Linked DNA regions of Homo sapiens: region 1 is linked to region 2. A link is a contact called in ENCODE Hi-C or POLR2A ChIA-PET data. All regions are on one chromosome and are shown on one strand. The core of a region is the stretch at or near the end of the contact, and the rest is flanking DNA. Distances in the headings are between cores, read along the strand shown.

What was found. Hi-C counts contacts between places; a loop is a spot of excess contacts on that map. ChIA-PET counts read pairs that join two places held with the same protein, here RNA polymerase II (POLR2A). Pooled maps may share reads with other maps.
Region 1: a pooled map shows a loop between it and region 2 (2.0-fold over the local background). The contact joins the enhancer-like site here to the promoter of MRS2 in region 2. A Hi-C loop is called at or near these places in 1 of 50 pooled maps. POLR2A ChIA-PET finds 5 or more read pairs at or near these places in 4 of 52 experiments (Caco-2, HEK293, OCI-LY7 and 1 more).

The regions. Positions count from the first base shown.
Region 1 is chr6:24,309,220-24,316,270 of GRCh38, reverse strand. All of the region lies in intron 2 of DCDC2 (doublecortin domain containing 2), which reads left to right. Among named protein-coding and RNA genes, the nearest start is that of KAAG1, 44 kb to the left of the region's middle. Within about 2 kb of position 2,655, at least 2 of the 41 ENCODE cell types and tissues checked have a DNase peak (open chromatin) inside an H3K27ac peak, as active enhancers do.
Region 2 is chr6:24,397,736-24,404,977 of GRCh38, reverse strand. MRS2 (magnesium transporter MRS2) reads right to left here and starts at 2,042. Exons shown (of 11, transcript NM_020662.4): 1 at 1,742-2,042. The coding sequence starts at 1,931. RefSeq lists enhancers at 671-1,405, 3,614-4,349, 4,350-5,085 and silencers at 3,163-3,457, 4,343-4,637.

The sequences.
Region 1 (7,051 bases), core at 1,406-3,905, 89 kb after region 2:
TTGCTGAACACTTTCATTTTCATGGCTTTAAATATGATCAGTATGCTGATTACTCCCACATCTGTGTCTCTAGCCCTGACTTCATGGAGCCCCAGCCTGCCTGCATGAATGGCACCTCTATCTGGAGGTCTCATAGGCATCTCAGATGTAATGTCCAAGACTGAACTCTGGATCCACAGCAAGTGCAAATGTTCTCTGTCCCAGTAGACAGCATCACTGTCCACCTGACTGTTCCAGGTCTCCTTCGCTTACTAGCCACAAACTTCTTTCAGCAAGTTCCAGCTTCTACTGCAAACATGTATCTAGGCTTCACCCACTTTTCTTTTTTTCCTCAGTCATCCCCCAGGAAAAGCTACCACCATCTCTGACTTGGATAACTCACCAGCCTCCTTTTTGGTCTCCTTGCTTCCATTCTTGCTTTCTGCAGTCTCTTCTCCATGTGGCAGCTGGGGTGATGTTTATAAAAATCTGCAGTGGAGTCTAATTATGCTTAGGCTGAAACTTAGCCTTCTTTCTTTGGTGTAGGAGGCCCTGCATTGTGCCCGCCAGCCTGTCCTTTCCTCCTTCTCCCTACTGCACTCCAGCTACTCCAGCCTCCTTTCTGCTCCCAAAGTATTTTTTTGGTTTGATTTCTTATTTTTTTGTGTATCACTAACCCTCTCTGTTATTTTGTGGGCTTCATGAAGGCAGGGGTCTTGACTATTTTATTTACCAACAAATACTCAACACTTAGTCCAGTGCCTGTCACACAGTAGATGACTGATAGATGTCATTGAATGAATGAGCCCTCTCTGTGGATAGTAAATAAACTAGGAGGTACATAGACGATTTACTGTAGACAGCTTCTGATTTCAGAATGTGGGGTGCCTCTTAGGGCCTGTCTCTTCCTTTGGAAGGGGAGTATCATGTATGGAAGGCTTTCTTCTCTGCATTGGGGTTCTTCAGATGTCCTCAACCACTGCAGTAAAGGCTGGTGGCTGGTGTGGACGACTTGGTTCTAGGAGGTTCCTTAAGGTGTAAGTGCTTCGCTAAGGAGCTACAGAAACATGCATTATCTGGGACTATTTATGGGGCTGGTTATTTAAAAAAAAAAAAAAAGCAAAGATCAATATCATTTTCCATCCTGGAACATTGCCCTTAAAGTGTGTTTTTGGAAATCAAAGTGTATTCCACTAGTATATCTATCAGAGAGGTATAGCTATTATATAGCAATGGGGAAAACGGACATGAACTGCTGAGGCAGGATTAATTTGAGTGGGAAACATGCTCAGATTCTTAAATTTAGGTTTTAGTCCTATTACAAGAAAAATATATTTCTTTTGAAAGATCTCAAGCACTTAGCACTAGTATATCAGTTTTGGTTAAGGACAGGACACGTTTCTCTACCTTGAAACCACCTAGAACAATGCAAGTTAGCAGCATCATTGGTCTGTTGCTGAACAGTTGTGACCCTGTTAGGAAGGGTTTCTGATCTTCCGGACTTTTTTCCAACACTGACACTTATTCAAATTTAATTACTATCACGTTTGCCTTGTGAAATGTGGCATCTAGTAAGCAATTGAAACTGAAGTTTATAGGTTATTATATTAAAAACCTAGCTGATCTAGTCAATGTTCATTTTTTTAAACAGTTATGAGAAGATTCCTATATCGGATTCCATTGATGTTCATAATGATGATTTGTTCCATTTTGGAGGTTCCTATTGCCTTAGCAATTGTTTGACATTTAGGGTTAGTAAGGCCATATTTTTAGTTTTAATTTTAGTGCTTTTTTGTTTTTGTTTTTGTTTTTTTTGAGACAACGTCTTGCTCTGTTGCCCAGACTGGAATATATAGAGTAGCATGATCATAGCTCATTTCAACCTGGAACGCCTAGGCTCAGGCAATCCTCCCACCTCAGCCTCCTGAGTAGCTGGGATTATAGGAATGAGCCACTGCACCTAGCTAATTTTAAACCTTTTTGTAGAAACAAGGTCTCACTATGTTGCCCAGACTGGTCTCGAACTCTGAGCTTCAAGTGATTCTCTTGCCTTGGCCTCCCAAGGTGCTGGGATTACAGGCATGAGCCACCATGCCTGGCTCATATTTTTAATAGTTTAATTTTAAAAGCTCTATTTTTGTTTGAAATAACTTGTATTTTAATAACACTTTAGTATTTTTGGAGAATGTGAGAACTTGGAGAGATTGCTGAAATGCAGTGCCCTCATCCTGTAGCTGAGTATGCAAGTCACCCATATTGGTGAAGTGACTGCCTCCGGAAACTCAGTGAGGAGCTGCGCTTCTAGGGCTAGGAGCTGACTCCCAGTCCAGTGCTCCTGAATAAGCTGCACCACCTTATTCTTCCCTTTACCCCTTTACTGTCTGCCATCCCTGTAAGCTCAGTGAGAGTGGGGACCCCGTCTGTCCTCCTCTGCTGAATCCTCTGAAGAGATCATAAAGCCAGCACATTGTGGGTGAAAAACTAATATTTGCCAAAAATGTTAGCTTCCCTTTTCTTGCCATCTGTTGGTGGGTTCACAGCTTTCATAGTATTTCTGAAGGACTGAATGTAGATCATGTACAGTTGGCACATTCTCCAGTGGGAATCCTGGGGGCTAAATGACTTATTTCCTTGCAGGTGGAAGCTGCACCCGCCCACACGGGCTGCCCGCTGCATACTCAGCATTGCTCACTTTTATCTTGCATTGTTATGTACACACTGTCAGCTGCTCTGCATTCCTAGTGGAAAATTTACATTCCACTGCCTAGATATGTTTGATAACCAAAATCCCATTTGGGAAAATAAAACAAAAACAAAAAATGGCAATGGTGAAATCTAAGTATGGTGTAGTAAGTTAAGAAAGAATACAAAAGAAAAGACAAACAATCCCCAAATACTTTTATTTTTTTTTTCCCCAGTGCTTGCTTAGTGGCAGTTCCTGTAGACTTCTGAGAATTCTCTTGAGTTAATTGGTTATTTTTTAACTTTATGGGGGCCATATTATTCTCTTAAGCATAGCATTAGGGAAACCCATGGGCATTTACTTGTGAATACCTTAACAAGTATTCAAGTAACATTTATTTTCTTGTAAGTGCCCATTGCAAATAATTATTTTTAGAATAAGTTAGTACACTTGAGGCTTAACATTATATATTCAGAATGCTTAGGATCATCTGTGGAAATATTTCTGTGGTGATATATTCCACAGAAAACAATAAAGAGAAAAATCAAACCAGAATTTCAATAGCTTAAAAATTTGTGGTATGAAAACTGATTTGAAGCATCAAAATTTCCTGAGAAGACTTAGGAATATAAACATTTACTTAATATATACTTACATTGAAGAGTTTTCCAAAGAAGGTATTACTTATGATGGGTATCTTATCTTCTGGGTCATTTTTAGGTTAAAAAAGAAATATTTTACTTTGCTTTGTTTTGAATAGCATATCATCTGTTTGTTTGTTAATTTGGTTTGAGTTGTTTTCCTGTCTCAGTGAATGGAGGTATTCATTTAGATCACAGTACAAAAGGCAAAATATGCAAACCGATGCTATGGTATCCATTATTGGGAGGAAAATAGCCATCTGAATAAGGAATGATAATCCACACTTGACAGATAAGCCCTAACCTTTCCTTTGGAAATCAGCCTGTGTACTGGGTACAGCAACATGGGGACCAATAGGACCCAGGTAGAGATGAGTGGTTTCATCAGCTCATAGAAACTAACTGGACCCTTCTGGGAATGTTCCAGACAGCTTGTTCGTTATAATTAAAGACATATTCTCTAACTAGTTTCTCACTGGTTAGTGCAATTGGAATTTAAAAAAAAATATTATTATATAACAATGCCGGTAAAGAGATTCTTTCCAAAATATTTCCGTGGCTGGCCTGATTTTGCCACCATCCCTGGATTATGGAATTTCTAGAAGTTACTGGGATTAACAGATTTTAATTTTCATTCCACTGAGGTGTTACGTGTCCATGTGAAGAGACCACCAAACAGGCTTTGTGTGAGCAATAAAGCTTTTTAATCACCTGGGTGCAGTCAGACTGAGTCCGAAAAAGGAGTCAGCAAAGGGAGATGGGGTGAGGCAGTTTTACAGGATTTGGGTAGGTAGTGGAAAATTGCAGTTAAGGGGAGTTGTTCTCTTGCAGGCGGGGGTGGGGGTCACAAGGTGCTCGGTGGGGAGCTCCTGAGACTCACTGTCCAGGAGAAGGAATGTCACAAGGTCAATTGGTCAGTTAGGGTGGGGCAGGAACAAATCACAATGGTGGAATGTCATCAGTTAAGGCAGGAACTGGCTATTTTCACTTCTTTTGTGGTTCTTCAGTTGCTTCAGGCCATCTGAATGCATATGTGCAGGTCACAGGGGATATGATGGCTTAGCTTGGGCTCAGAGGCCTGACATCAGGTTGTACATAAATTGTACTGTTAGCCTCATGTGAAGAATATTTGATAGTAGTCAAGGGGAGACAGACTTGGGTGAACGTGAGAACGTATGTGCTGCAAGGCACAGTAGGAAGAACTCTGGTTTGGAAGTCAGAAGTGGATTCATGTGACTGCTTCTTTGCTTACTGCATGACCTTGAGAGATGGGGAGGCTCATCTTTTCCCATCTATACAATTAGAGTAATGGTAGCCTCATAAGGTTATTTTGAGGAACAAATGTGAATATAAATGAAAACCTTTTGTAAATTCTGATGTGTTTTACAACTGTAAATTTATTAGAAAATAACTACCTTAGAATGATATTGTGAAAAGTCAAAGTAACATATGGAAAGTATTTGATGCAGTTCTGGGCATAATATATGCTCAAAAATTGGTGTCCTAATTGTTGTTTAATTAAAGTATGTACTGAGCAAATTCTGTATTCAAAGCACCAATAATAGGTTTTTTGGTTATAGATAAGGCTGTTTACTAAGAAAACAAATAAATATGCAGTCTACATAAATATTGATGCCATTGGGGAATATGTTAACTTTATAAAAAGTATTGTATAAAAAGTATTGCATGAAAAGTTCAGACAAAATGATTTGCATTTTGGAAGAGAGAAATTATCCAGCCAAGTGAATGGTAAATGTGGCAATAGGAGAAATAAGGTTACAGTGTGGTAGGATGGGGTCAGCTCAAATATGATCCAAATAATCAAGTCCAGTCCAAGACACGAGGACATCATCTGAAGCCAGTGGCAGCTTTTATAGGTGTTTGCAGAGAGACATCACATGTTTGGGTCTGTGCTTCAGGAAGATGAATTCACACAGAGTTGGATGAGAGAGGAAAGATGCTAGAGGCAGGAATCCTGGTTAGACCATGCTAGGTGCAGCTCCTAGAGGATTTGTGAGGACCTGGCCTTGGGCTGTGGGGGCAGGTAAGAAGGGGACAGATAAAATAATTTTGAGTGGGGAGAGCTCTGGGATTTCATCAGTGGTAACGATGTGTCCTGTGGTAACATTTTCTTGCAACTGCTTTGAAAAAAAATGCAGGTGATTTATGAAAACTGAATAATGCAAAACAAATTTCTTATGTTTTAGTGACTCTGCTGACTTGATGACTGTTTAGGTATAGACAGACTTTTACAAATCTTAGTTTTAATGAAAAGCATTAGACATATCCAGCTGGGTATACAGATTTGGTGTCAGGAGAAAAATTTGGACTAGAGATAGGGATTTGGTTGTCATTGGCAAAATGATGTTGGTCATAAACAACATGGCATGTGATAAATTTGACCAAGAGAGTGTTTGGGTTAAAAGCCGGGAAGGCAGAGATGGAATTCTTGGGGGGAAATACCAACATTTAATGTGAGCCAAGGAGGAGGAGTTGTTGGTATAGGAAACTGAGAATGGTCACAGAAGGATGGGGTTCAGAGACAACATATTGCTGAACTGTGATGGAGTATCCAGTTATGCAGTTAGTATTTTCCTTTGATACCATAGAAGATTATATACCCAAAATACCCGGGAGCTGTACTATTTCAGATTAACAATACTTATTTAATTTTCTGGAGCTTAATTTTTTGGAGCTCGATTTTCTTACATCCAAAAGAGCACAATACTAGAAAAAGATATTTTAGCACATCAGATATTATATGGGATATAATGTTCTCTAAGACATAGCCAAGTATAAAAAGTATATTTGTTTAAAAAACACTTTAATACAAATCTACTATGAAAATTAATCAAGAAAATGGATATTATGTTTCTTTTGTAATTTTGCATTGACCAAAAACATCTGAATTTACTTGATTAATATTTATCTGGTATATCTTTTTCCATAGTTTTAACCTACCCATATCTTGTTTTTGTCTTTTTTTTAATTATTATTTTTTTAATAGACAGGGTCTCACTATGTTGCCCAAGCTGGTCCTGAACTCCTGGGCTCAAGCAGTCCTCCCATTTCAGCCTGCCAAACTGCTGGGATTATGGGCATGGGCCACCATACCTGGCCTACTCACGTCTTTATATTTAAAGTGTGTCTCTTATAAACAGTATATTGTGAGATCTTGTTCCTTTTTCCAGTCTGCCTGTCTCTGTCCTTTAGTTGGAATTTTTAGTTCATTTGAATTTACTGAATTACTGGCATGATTAGAATCGAGTTTATCATGTTATTTGTTTTTTTGTTCCATCTAATATTTGTTTTTGTTCTTTCTTGTCTTTTTTATGAACAGATTCATCAAACATTTAAACAATTATTTCATTTTATCTCTCTATTGGCTTTTTAGCTATGCCTCTTTGGGATTTTGTTTTCAGTAGGTACTCTAGGGCTCACAATATACATCCTTAACTTATTTTAGTTTGCCTTCAAATAATATTATGCCAGTTCTGTACAACAGTGTAATTCCATTTATCTTTAATGGTACCTTTGTGTTCCTATTAAATATTTTAGTTTTATATATGTTACCAATCTCATGAATCATCATTATTATTTTTGTTTTAAACTAGTCTTTAGGACTAATTTTTTTTTTTTTTGAGATGGAGTCTTGCACTGTGTCGCCCGGGCTGGAGTGCAATGGCGTGATCTCGTCTCACTGCAACCTCTGCCTCCTGAGTTCAAGTGATTCTCCTGCCTCAGCCTC
Region 2 (7,242 bases), core at 793-3,292:
ATGATTTTTAAAACTAATGGCTTAGGTGAGGCATTAAAATAACTGATGGATTCCAATCACCCTTTTACCTTTCTAATTATTACTGATATCTCAGAGTTGGATGAACAAATGTGCAACATCGTGTTCTGAGATTTAAGAAAATGTCTGGTCTTCCTTTTCGCATAATTTAAAAGACTCTTCATGCACATTTGGTAGTAGATACATTTTAGAAAACATAGGTCCTAAGTACCACCTGATCTTTCAAGCATTCCAGTTGACTGGCTCATAAATTATGAAACCTATGATTTTACTTCTTTTCTACAGATATCCTTTATAGTGAATACTTATGAAATACCCCCACTGAGCTGAAATGACAAATCTTTATTTTAAAATTGTCTATTTAAAACGTGATTAGACTGAGTCGAAGTGAGCGGTGAAGTATAATCAAGTACATTTAATGACTGACAGAGGACACTGTTTTGTGCTTCCAAAGTAATTACACTGATTCCAGAGACTGTAGAAAAAAAAACCTATTTCTGATCTTTTTTCTACTACATACACGTAATGATTGTTGTAATTTGTTAGTATCTGAAGTTTCATTTCCCTTTTACAAAATACAAATTATCACTATAAGGGTAAGATGAATAAAGGTAAAAGGCATTTGCTGATTACAAATGCCTTTCAATGTTTTAATGTCACAAATTAGAGTGTAACCGGGATTGAGATTGTGAACGTCAATGCTTGTCCTAAAAGTTTCCTCCAACTTGCTGAAACTGGATTCCCAAGCATTATCAATTGAGGGTGCAGAGCATGTAACCCAACTTAGCCTCTCCAATAAGTGGAGAATGAGGTGCTGACGAGGAGTTACTTTGGGAGGCTTTTGAGAGCACAATTGAGAAAACATATTTGAGGACACTGCTATGTTCTTAATAAAGTCATTCATTTCAATACCTTTTATTCCTCAAATATTTGCACTCACATTTGTGAAAATCTTAACTTTTCACCATGCTTCAACATTTGGTGAAAAAATAAACAGCAAATAAGATTTTTTTTTCTCAATCCGATCTCCCTGGCTGTTTACTTATAGAGTACTGTAGTTGAAAGTAAGTCGTTCTCAGAAACAACTCAGTCTTTAGCCTCACTTCTAGGTGCGTCCCCAATCTCCGTGCAACTGGACAACTGTATAAATGTGTCCATAACGAAGAAACAGAAAACAGGGAAGTATTAATTTATACTTATGACTTCCGAACAGATGAAATCCTTGTTTAAAAACACCTCTCGGCCAGGTGTGGTGGCTCACGCCTGTAATCCCAGCGCTTTGCGAGGCTAATGCGTTAGGATGGCTCGAGGCAAGGAGTTTGAGTCCAGCCTGGGCAACATAGTAAGACCCTGTCTCAAAAACAACACAGAAAAAACCTCTTACAAGAGCACTTAAGCGGGTGTTAACTAACGTGATCACGGTCTGTAAACGATTCCTAGGTTGTTCCTATGGTTACATAATCTGCAGCAAGGGCGGTGGAGGAGAAGGCAGAGGGTTGGCCGCTGGGACCCCGGCAGGGCACAGCGCACATAGCAAGGTCGCATTCTGAGCGAGTGGGACGCAGCTCGGCCCGCGGGCCTGTGCAAGCTCACAGGACACGCGGGAGGCCGAGGCCTGCGGAGGGCGCGGAGCAACAGGCGCGCCGCGCCGGACGGCTGGGGCAGCAGTCTAAGGTCACTGCAAGACCAGCGTCCCAAGGCTGTTGCCGGGGAAGGGCAGTACCTGCCACGCGGAGCCGGTCGGGCCCGCAAAGCTGCGCCGCTCGGCTCCTTCCAATCAGGTTGGCTCGGCGGCCGCAGGCAGCAACGGGAGGACCCACAGAGGTCACGTCCAAGGCCAGGGCACACAGCGTCCGCCGGGGAAGTCTCATCGCGCGGGGCAGGAGGCAGGGTAAACTGCGCAGGCATTCCATGGTGCTGGAGCAAGAAGCAGGCAGCAGCCAGACCCCAGACCTTCATGCCGGACGCTGGCTGCTCAGGCCGCAGCTCTGACCTGTCGCTACCGCCCGACCTGCAGACTCTGTGCACCAGGCATGCGCGGGGCGTGCCGCGCCTGCGTGCTACTTCCCCACGCATGCTCGGAAGGTACCTGTGGGCGAGCCTGTTAAGTCCACAGCCAATAGACGTTTGCTTGCCTACCTGTACCTGCACCTGTACCTAAGTGAGGGGGCAGGCGGGCTGGGAGATGGGTGGAGCACGTTTACCTGCACTAAGTGAGCTGTCCAACCTAGGTTCTTGGGCGCTTGGAGTGTCATGGTTTTGTAGTTTGTGGAGAATTTTCATACCTATGAAAATTGCAGTTTGGAAATGAGCAGGTTACCCATTCCCACATCATTTAATTTATATTTAAATTTAACGTGGTGTAGGGAGCAAGAGGGAAAGCTCCTACTTTTGCCCTCTGAAAGTTGCTGGAATGAACTAAGTAGACAGATTAGCAGGAGAAAAAGGCATACAAAATTTGCTTAACGTGCATAGGGAAAAATCACAGAAGAGTGATTACTCAATAACTCAATTAAGGTCCAGATGCTTGTATACCCTTCTTTGTTGAGTAGAGGGAGATAGGTATGAATGGGCCCGAAAGCCAGACAGTGGTTTGCAAATGATTCTCCTTGGACATTCAGTGGGACAGAAGTACAAACAATCGCTTGTGGACAAGCTGTGAAACTTCACTCTGAACAAAAATTGTCCTATTATACAGGTAAAGTTTCCCAGGTAATCTCTTGGAGCTACCCTCAGAAGTATCTATGAAAAGTCTCAGTGTGGCTATGACTTTCAGTTTTTGTCTCTTCTCTGGGTGATTAATCTCTTCTGATTATTTAATGCGATTCCTAAGGAACGGGTTTTAAGACAATTGCATTTCTTTGGAAAAGAGTTTTCTCTGTCAGATAAGGAAATTCCTTATCTGGCTGTGCAGGAAAAGAGAGCCCCTTCAGGTGCTTGGAAAAAGTAAGAGTATCAGAGAGACAAAAGGAAGGGGGAAGGTGAGAGAGAGAGGCCTTGATTTTTAGGCTTCTTTCTGAGACCCTTTTAATTTCCTTTAATTCAAAGACTCAACATGCCACCGGGCGTGGTGCCTCATGCCTGTAATCCAGCACTTTGGGAGCCAAGCACTTTGGGAGGCCAATGTTGTGGACCACTTGAGGTTAGGAGTTCAGGACCAGCCTGGCCAACATGGCAAAACCCGTCTCTACTAAAAATACAAAAATTAGCCGGGTGTGGTTGCAGGTGCCTGTAATCCCAGCTACTTGTAAGGCTGAGGCATAAGAATTGCTGGAATCCAGGAGGTGGAGGTTGCAGCGAGCCCAGATCATGCCATTGCATTCCAGCCTGTACTGCATTCCAGCCTGTACGACAGAGTGAGACTCCCATCTCAAAACAAACAAACCCCAAAGACTCAGCATGCCAAAACATCATATTTTGGGGTATTATGGTTTGAGCCCCAGTAGTGGCAAAAATAATCAACTGTCATATGGAATGATGTCATGTATTAAACTTTTGCTATAAAGAATGAGGAGCACAGACACATAAGATTTCTATTCCATATTTAATAAAATGTAAGATAGCATCAATTTTAAGGTACCATTATTTTATGTACCACCAAGAAAGAAAAAAAAACTGATAAGTTATGCTTTCTAAACATGTAGATTGAAAGACATATCTCAATTCCAGTCTTTAAAATATGAAAAAAGTCTTAGGTTAAATACAGTATGTATGCATATTTTAAAAATATGAGTTAATAAATTTATTGTCCCTTCCACAGTAGTAATACAAGGCAGACACAAGTTCCACAGACTTCCTTTCAATATCTATGTATGGACACAAAGCTAAGGAGACAGAGATAGAAACATTTTATTCTGCAGGGTACTGGGACTGGGGATGGAGTAGGAGGGCAGTGCACAAAGAGAAGCCTTCACAGAAGAGAGGATGTTTGACTTGATAATGTGGGGAAAAGAAAGAGAGATCAGATTGTTACTGTGTCTGTGTAGAAAGAAGTAGACATAAGAGACTCCATTTTGTTCTGTACTAAGAACAATTCTTCTGCCTTGAGATGCTGTTAATCTGTAACCCTACCCCCAACCCTGTGCTCCCTGAAACATGTGCTATGTCACCTCAGAGTTAAATGATTAAGGGCTGTGCAGGATGTGCTTTGTTAAACAAATGCTCGAAGGCAGCATGCTTGTTAAGAGTCATCACCACTCCCTAATCTCAAGTACCCAGAGACACAAAACACTGCAGAAGGTCGCAGGGACCTCTGCCTGGGAAAGCCAGGTATTGTCCAAGGTTTCTCCCCATGTGATAGTCTGAAATATGGCCTCGTGGGAGGGGAAAGACCTGACCGTCCCCCAGCCCGACACCCGTAAAGGGTCTGTGCTGAGGAGGATTAGTGAAAGAGGAAGGAACGCCTCTTTGCATTTGAGATAAGAGTAAGGCATCTGTCTCCTGCTTGTCCCTGGGCAATGGAATGTCTCAGTGTAAAGCCCGATTGTATATTCCATCTACTGAGATAGGGGAAAACCGCCGTAGGGCTGGAGGTGGGACATGCTGGCAGCAATACTGCTCTTTAAGGCATTGAGATGTTTATGTATATGCACATCAAAAGCACAGCACTTTTTTCTTTACCTTGTTTATGATGCAGAGACATTTGTTCACGTGTTTACCTGCTGACCTTCTCTCCACTATCATCCTATTGTCCTGCCACATCCCCCTCTCCAGGAAACACCTGATAATGATCAATAAATACTAGGGGAACTCAGAGGCCGGTGCCGGCGCGGGTCCTCTGTATGCTGAGCGCCAGTCCCCCGGGCCCATTTTTCTTTCTCTATACTTTGTCTGTGTGTCTCTTTCTTTTCCAAGTCTCTCATTCTACCTGATGAGAAATGCCCACAGGTGTGGAGGGGCAGCCCAACCCTTCAGATAATTGAAGGCAAAGAAAAACTTTAATCATTGCTTCCAGGGCGTTGAAGTCTGGAAAATCGCTGAGTATAGAGAACATGGCTGGTAGATTTTTCATTTTACTAAAGCTTTAATGATGAGATAAGTATTTCAAACATATTACATGCCTTCAGAGATGCTTCTTTGAGAAAATATGTGATAACTTTCTCTTTAAAACAAAATTTGCACCCAGCACAATGAGACAGCTCTAAGATAACTTTTGCAAAGTCTAAGGAAAACTCTGGAACCTGTCCAGACGTACAGCCTCGTAATTCGTGGCAAAGATTTTTCTGAGAAGGGTGGGAACCATTGGAGGACTTCGAGCAGAGAGGTAATGAGCAGAGGTAACAATCTGATTTATGTTTAAATGGGTCACTCTTGCTGTGTGGGAAAGAGACTACAGAGAGGCAATTGGAAGCAGAGAGATGGTGATGATGGTTTGGGCTAAGGTGGGGATGGTGGAGAGGGGAAGATGAGTTGGGCTTGGTACCATATATTGAAGGCTGAGTTGACAACATTTGCAGATGGGATATAAGAGAAAGAGAGGCATAGATGTTGCTCCAAAATGTGTATCCCGAACAGCAGGGCCTTGCTGGTGCTATTTACTGAGATAGGGAATTTTGGAAAGGAGCAGTTTTTTTTTTGTTTGTTTTGTTTTTTGTGACGAAGTCTCGCTCTGTCGCCCAGACTGGAGTGCAGTGGTGTGATCTCTGCTCACTGCAAGCTCCGCCTCCCGGGTTCACGCCATTCTCCTGCCTCAGCCTCCCAAGTAGCTGGGACTACAGGCGCCTGACACCACGCCCAGCTAATTTTTTGTATTTTTAGCAGAGATGGGGTTTCACCGTGTTAGCCAGGATGGTCTCGATCTCCTGACCTTGTGATCCACCCGCATTGGCCTCCCAAAGTGCTGGGATTACAGGCGTGAGCCACCATGCCTGGCCAGAAAGGAGAAGTTTTTAATTGAAAACTGTGGCTCAAACCTGTAATCCCAGCACTTTGGGAAGCCAAGGTGTGCGGATCACCTGAGGTTGGGAGATCGAGACCAGCCTGACCAACGTGGAGAAACCCCATCTCTACTAAAAATACGAAATTAGCTGGCTGTGGCGGTGCATGTCTGTAATCCCAGCTACTGAGGGGGCCGAGGCAGGAGAATCACTTGAACCCGGAGGTGGAGGGTGCGGTGAGCCAAGATCGCACTATTGCACTCCAGCCTGGGCAACAAGAGTGAAACTCCCGTCTCAACAACAACAACAAGAACAACAACAAAAACAAGAACAACAAAAACTATGGCATGGCATTTGGTTTTGAATGTTAACTTCGAGAGATGTCCTAGACAGATATCTGAGTGTAGATGTCAAGTAAGCAGCCTGGAATTCAGGGAAGGTGTTGGAGATAGATAGTTACATTTGAGACTGTATAGAATATTTAAAGCCACAAGATTGGAAGAGATCTCCCAAGAAGGCCGAGCACAGTGGTTCACCCCTGTAATCCTAGCACTTTGGGAGTCCGAGGCTGGTGGATCACCTGAGGTCTGGAGTTTGAAACCAGCCTGGCTAACGTGGCGAAACCCCGTCTCTACTAAAAATATAAAAATTATTGGGGTATGGTGGCAGGCGCCTATAATCCTGGCTACTCGGGAGGCTGAGGCAGGAGAATCGCTTGAACCCGGGGGGCAGAGGTTGCAGTGGGCCAAGATTGCCCCACTTCACTCCAGCCTGGGGGAAAGCAAAACTCCATCTCAAAAAAAAAAAAAAGTCTCCCAAGAAGTGAGTCAGAGAAAAAGTCATCATACAATTGAGCTCTAGATCCTCTCATATTGAATTGTTAAGAAGATGAGATAGATCCAGCAGAAGAGTATGAGGAGTGACAAAGAAAGAAATAGAATCAGAGGGTGGAATCCTAGAAGCCAAGTAAAGAAAGTTATTTAGTTGGGGTTCAGAAACTGCTACCCCAAAATATGTTTTGACATGTTAAACTGAAGAAGCCTCAAGGTCTCGCTGGCACCACCCCCTGCCAACTGAGTCTTCCAAAGATGAAGTTAACGTTTTTTTTTAACCTAAGATCCAGACCCATTAAAAGAAACAACTGTCTCTTCTCCTCCCTGAAAAACCAAGAATGTAACCATGCTTGAACACACCCTTTGACAGGGTAATGTTCATGTTCATCTCTGTTCCCTGATCCATTCATTCTCCCTAGTAATCCCCTCAATAGAATTCCTCTTCTACTCCCTCCCATAGCCTATTTTGCCAGGGTGGTATATAAGCTTCTTAACCCTGTTGGAGGTTGTGTAAT